Linked DNA regions of Homo sapiens: region 1 is linked to region 2. A link is an interaction called in ENCODE POLR2A ChIA-PET data of the cell type or tissue named here. Cell type or tissue: OCI-LY7. All regions are shown on one strand. Each heading gives the region's core, and the rest is flanking DNA. Links, peaks and the distances in the headings are about the cores only. Region 1 overlaps COL17A1 (collagen type XVII alpha 1 chain). Region 2 overlaps GSTO2 (glutathione S-transferase omega 2).

Evidence for each region. Peaks named below come from ENCODE experiments on the same cell type or tissue, not always from the same donor. Only the 100,000 strongest peaks of a DNase experiment are listed, where the experiment ranks them.
Region 1: POLR2A ChIA-PET joins it to region 2 with 6 read pairs; 2 of 35 experiments call an interaction of 5 or more read pairs at or near these places.

The regions. Positions count from the first base shown.
Region 1 is chr10:104,057,661-104,060,570 of GRCh38, reverse strand. COL17A1 (collagen type XVII alpha 1 chain) reads left to right here. Exons shown (of 56, transcript NM_000494.4): 14 at 291-452; 15 at 853-933; 16 at 2,381-2,425. Among named protein-coding and RNA genes, the nearest start is that of MIR936, 11 kb to the right of the region's middle. In OCI-LY7, for the core only: no CTCF peak of the experiment used is centred there; no DNase peak of the experiment used is centred there.
Region 2 is chr10:104,299,471-104,302,380 of GRCh38, reverse strand. GSTO2 (glutathione S-transferase omega 2) reads right to left here. Exons shown (of 7, transcript NM_183239.2): 7 at 1-2,910. Among named protein-coding and RNA genes, the nearest start is that of ITPRIP-AS1, 22 kb to the left of the region's middle. RefSeq lists enhancers at 1,131-1,630, 1,631-2,132, 1,949-2,910. In OCI-LY7, for the core only: no CTCF peak of the experiment used is centred there; a DNase peak (open chromatin) is centred at 1,420; H3K4me3 peaks cover 297 bases.

The DNA of each region.
Region 1 (2,910 bases), core at 159-2,658, 240 kb after region 2:
AGATCCTATAATCTCCAGGAGGGGAGGCAGCCCCCATAAACCAGCCATCCAGAGCTTCTGACATTGACCCAAACTCTTGGTGGCCAGGCCCAGCCAGGCATAGAGGGTGTCCTTGGTCCCCAAGATGCTTCATAGTAACCACTGTCAGCAAGAACAAGAGACCCTCATACACACCTGCTAATTTACCTCCCTCCTCCTTCTCTTTCTTCTCCTTCCTCTTCTTGTCTTTTCTCCCCTCTCCCTTCTCCTGGCACATGTCCTTCCTTCTTACCCATTTTCTTTCTCCCCAGCCTGCACCACAAGTGTGCAGAGCGATGACCTTTTGCACAAGGACTGCAAGTTCCTGATCCTAGAGAAAGACAACACACCTGCCAAGAAGGAGATGGAGCTGCTCATCATGACCAAGGACAGCGGGAAGGTCTTTACAGCCTCCCCTGCCAGCATCGCTGCAAGTGCGTCAGATCCTGTGTGGCTTGGGTTTCAGAAGAAAGCCAAATAGTGTAGGAGACCAAATGTCCTAGCAAGGTGGTTTGGGACCCTATGAGTCATGAAACCATAGCCATCCCATTCTAATGAAAAGCACCTGTCTGAATAGTATGTTCCAGGGTCTGCCTTGAATGCAGATGAGCTGAGAAAATTCAGGCAAAGAGCTCTCAGAGAGGCATTTGGGCGACAGCAAGTCTAACCGCAAACACAGATCAGGGGAGATGAACCCCAGGAAAGAGGGGCTCTTCTTACCAGTCTAACCTAGACCTTCCCAAGCAGGGTAGTGGGCAAGGGCGGGGGGAACACAGGACAGAGTTGAGAGGTTGAGAAGAGAATATGCCAGGTTATAATGGGTTCTGTACATAGCTTCTTTTTCAGAAGACACCCTAAAAAAAGAAAAGCAAGCTGCCTACAATGCTGACTCAGGCCTAAAAGCCGAAGCTAATGGTAAGAACAAATATGATTGTTGTCCACCTTGACTTCAGCCAGGCCACATTTCATTTCATTGTCTTCGGAGACCTTGCTACTCAAAGTGTGGTCCACGGGCCAGCAGCATCAGCCACACCTGGGAGTGTGTTATAAAAGCAGGATCCCAGCCCTAGCTCAGATCTGCTGAGTCAGAAGCTGCAGTTCAACAAGCTTCCTAGGTGATTTGCATTTGCATTACTGAAGCAAAAGCCTGCCTCTGCCATGTCTACGAAGGCATTTGTTTTCTCATTTTACTTTTTCTCCATAATCTTCAGAACTAATAGAAAAATGCTTTGCAAAGCAGTTGTTAGCTTTATTTTTTTTTCTTCCCAAATATCTGCGTTCTTTGTCTGATAACCACATTTCTTGACGATGCCCTATAGGAATCTCTCCAAATCACTGATTTCAGGGAGGTCAGTAAAGGAAGGAAAATGTTAAGTCATAGAACATTTTCAAATGAATGCCAATCAAATCAGTTATCACTTTAACAAGGTGAGAGATTGGAACCTGACTGTAAGTCTTTAAAGTTAGCAGTTCCTGACATTTTAGGGGTAGGTCTAGGGCTGTGGAGTCAAAAGATCCTTTTCAGAATCTGATGAAAGGTATGAACAAATTGCCGAGTAAATTCTACACATGCCCACAAACACTCAACTTTCTTTTTCTTTTTTTGTTTTTTTTTTTTTGAGACGGAGTCTTGCTCTGTTGCCCAGGCTGGAGTGCAGTGGCATGGTCTCAGCTCACTGCAACTTCTGCCTCCCGGGTTCAAATGATTCTCCTGCCTCAGCCTCCCAAGTAGCTGGGACTACAGTCATGTGCCACCACATCCAGCTAATTTTTTTGTATTTTTAGTACAGACGGGGTTTCACCATGTTGGCCAGGCTGGTCTCGAACTCCTGACCTCGTGATCTGCCCGCCTCGGCCTCCCAAAGTCCTGGGATTACAGGCGTGAGTCACCGTGCCTGGCCTAAACACTCAACTTTCAAATAGCATCACGGACTCAGGAACAATCCTCCTCCAAGCTCATCCTTCTCATTCCCAATTCCTTCCACCCCAGGTCAGGAACTTGTGTTCAGAGTCCCTTAACCAAGAAATCAGAGTCATTTCTCACAACCACACTTATTGTTTGAATGCAAGCGGCACCCATAACTTGGTGTTCCAAAAATGTTTTGAGGTGTTAAGGTTTAAGGTCATAAGAGAATTAAAACATAGTGCTTTCTTCCACCATTAATTGTTTGCCAAGCCATGTCTTCATGGATGTAATTATCGCAAATATCAGATTAGTGAGGACTGAGATGCTGGATGTTCCTGCACGTCGTTGAAAGCAAGTTTATTAAGAAAGTAAAGGAATAAAAAAATGGCTACTCCATAGGCAGAGCAGCTAGCTCCTCCAGTTTAAAAGCTCAGGTCAATCTGTTTGTCCTTTCAGGAGACCTGAAGACTGTGTCCACAAAGGGCAAGACCACCACTGCAGGTGGGTGAGAACCGCGAACCCTGCAGTGACAGGATCCAGTGGGGCTGCTTATGGCTAATGGACCAGATGATGGTCCCTCGCCTGGAAGCAGTGCAGTGCACAGAAGCCACCAGACTCTAAAGAGTTTCCCTAAAGGCTCAGAAGGGAGCAGGGTGGGGGTCAGGGGAGTGGCAGGCTGTGGGTCAGAGGTGGCCGCAGAAGGAGCTTAGCTCAGGGGATGAAGCTAACAGGCCCCCCGCCCCCAGCTGCCCCTAATTAACACTTGTTAGTTAGGTTGTCTCCTAACACAACAGGGTGACTGTGTCTTTACACAGCAGCTCAAGAAGAGACTAAGCCATGCACGCCTCCAGCCCCTTAGCCTTTCCTCATTTCCTTCCACCGCCGTGTGATAGAAGCAGGTCAAGTCCTACCACCCCATTTTAGGGAACTAAAAACACTTTTCATTACAAAAAACATTGTTTTAATTCACTAGGCACCCCTGAAGA
Region 2 (2,910 bases), core at 262-2,761:
ACCATTTCTTTTAAATGCTGTGGTTTAAACTAATTTTTTTATTTTTCCAATCTGCAAAAGATAGAGAATGGCTCTGATATGGTTTGGCTGTGCTCCACCTAAAATCTCATCTTCAATTTTAATCTGAATTATAATCCCCACATGTTGGGGGAGGGACCTCAAGGGAGGTGATTCGATTGTGGGAGTGTTTTCCCTATGCTTTTCTCATGACAGTGAGTGAGTTCTCATGAGATCTAATGGTTTTATAAGGAGTTTTTCCCTCTTTGGCTCTGTACTTCTCTCTTCTGCCACCTTGTGCAGAAGGACATGTTTGCTTCCCCTTCCACCATGATTGAAAGTTTCCTGAGGCTTCCCCAGCCATGTGGAATTGTGAGTCAATTAAACCTCTTTCCTTTATAAATTACTCAGTCTTGGGCAGTTCTTTATAGCACCATGAGAATGGCCTAATACAGGCTCTCACCTTTAAATCTTTAAGTTTAGTGCTTTTTATAAGATAGACACCCACCAGGCATGATGACTCAGACCTATAATCCCAGCACTTTGGGATGCCGAGATGGGAGGATCACTTGAAGCCAGGAGTTCAAGACCAGCCTGGTCAACATAGCGAAACCCCATCTCTATTATTTAAAAGAAAAGGGGAAAAAAAGGTAGACACCAATTACTAAAAGTGGTTATCTCTAGGACACAAGATAATGGAAGATTTTCTATTCTTTTACATTATTGTATTTTTAACCCATATGTATTCTTTCCACATGTATTAATTAAGAAGCATATTTTTAAAGTTCTTCATGGAGCATTATTTAATTACCTCCTTCCCTCTTTTCTCCAGGCCACATCCTTCTAGTTTTATTCAAAGATTGATAACTCAGTTTTCTCTGTGGGTCAGACAAGTGACAAAGAAGCGAGATGGAGGAAGTGTAAGGATGTGCAGGTGACCAGGACCCTGGTAAACAGCAGGGAGCATGCCTGGCCAAGAGGCACTCAAATCCCAAACTGGGCTATAGGCCACCAGGCTGCAAACCTCCCCCATGAGTGCTTTTCTCCATTCTATAATTCCTGGTTCTTCAAGCTTTCTAAATTAGTGTGCGGAGCCCCAAAAGAGAACACCTTCATTTTGGTGAGCCAGAGGCATGCCATTTCCTGTTGCATCAGTGGTAACTTTGGTCTTATGACAAGCACTCACTAGCATGCAGGATTTGTACCGGCAAAAGGCTGATCAATCTCCTAAGTCCTATGAGAGGCCACAGGAGAAGATTCCCCTCTTCTTGGAGCAAAGATCCCAGGAAAACGGTGATTCACAGACCTCACTCAGCATTAACTAGGGTGCCATGGCAACAGGGCTCCACATCCGGAGCAGATGGTGCGGCAGACTGCCCCTGTCATGCGCTGCCTCTTCTGGAAGTTCTGGCCACCTCACCAAGCAGGCTTGTTTCTGTCCAGCTGGCACAGAGTAACACCTGGTAACTATTTACATGGGTCAAAATATACCCAGAGCCAGCAGATGGCAGGGCCAGACTGAGACGTGGGGAGAGAGGAGGGCTGATTTGGGCTGTCTCAGAGGCAGAGGTGGCAGACAGCTCCTTAGGGAGCACAGACAAGGCAAAACATCGCTCCTGTTGCTGCCTGGTGTCTCAGCACAGCTAGGAGGATGGGAAAGGATCCAGCATGAGCAAAGCTGAAATGATCACAGGCTGATCCTCAGACACTGAGATGAAACAGCATTGGACAAACTTGGTCCCCCTCCCATAGTGCAGGCAGTAGATGCTCCCAGCCCAAGGGACCTGTTGGCACCAGCCATCCTCAGCTCTTTGCTGTCTTCAGTGGGGTGGTACTGCCTGGCGAAGCTGGCAGAGGGGCCACATCAGAGACAAGCATCCCTACAACAGACAAGCAGCTCCAAAGCGCTAGGTTTAAAACCTCAACCAAGATAAGTGGAGAGATGGGGGCTCCCAGGGACAGAGCCAATGTCTTTTTCAACTTTATCCCCAGTGTGCCCCTGGGCTTGGTACACAACAGGCAACCAGAGGCATTTGTTGAGATGAATTGGAAGAGAGTGTGACGCAAATCCAACGGAATGACCTTTGCTTGTGGCTGGGTTTGGGGCGTGTGTATTTTTTTAAGGCAGGATGCCGGCTATAGAACATTTTGTGAGACATCCTGAGCCCTGACAGCACCAGTGAAATTCTGACGTAGTTAGTCCTGGGTGATAAACCGGTGTTTCATTTCCTGCTTTGGAATTCTTTCCAGTCACAAGACCCTCGGTGTCTCCAGGCCCATGGCCAAAGTTTGGAGAATTACACTCATACTCGCCCACGTGGACAGCGACATTCATTTGCCAAATGGAAGGTATTTAGGTTTGGAGTGTTTTCTTCTTCCTTCTCCCTCTTCTTAAGCTTTCACCAGGGAGGTCTTTGGAGGGTGCCATTCTGTAGTGACAAGCATCAGTCATAGGTTGACCCTGAACCTCAGCATCAGCATCTGCACCAATAATCTGGAGATCAAACTAGGCTGAAGGCCAAGGAGTTAGGAGGCACACAGGCTCCCAAAATGTGCTCTGACATTAGCACCAGGCACTTTCTAGAAAATAGTTAGAAGCTACAGGCTAGGCAGGCCAGGTGGCTCATGCCTGTAATCTCAACACTTTGGAGACCAAGTTGGGTGGATGGCTTGCGGCCAGGAGATGGAGACCAGCCTGAGCAACATAGTGAGACCCTGTCTCAACAACATTTTTTTAAAAATTAGCTGGGCGTGGTGACACATACCTGTAGTCCTAGCTTCTCAGGAGGCTGAGGCGGGAGAATCAACTGAGCCCAGGAGTTCAAGGCTGCAGTGAGCCGACTGTCCCACTGCACTCCAGCCTGAGTAACGAAGCAAGATCTTGCCTCAAAAAAAAAAAGGAAAAAAAAGCAG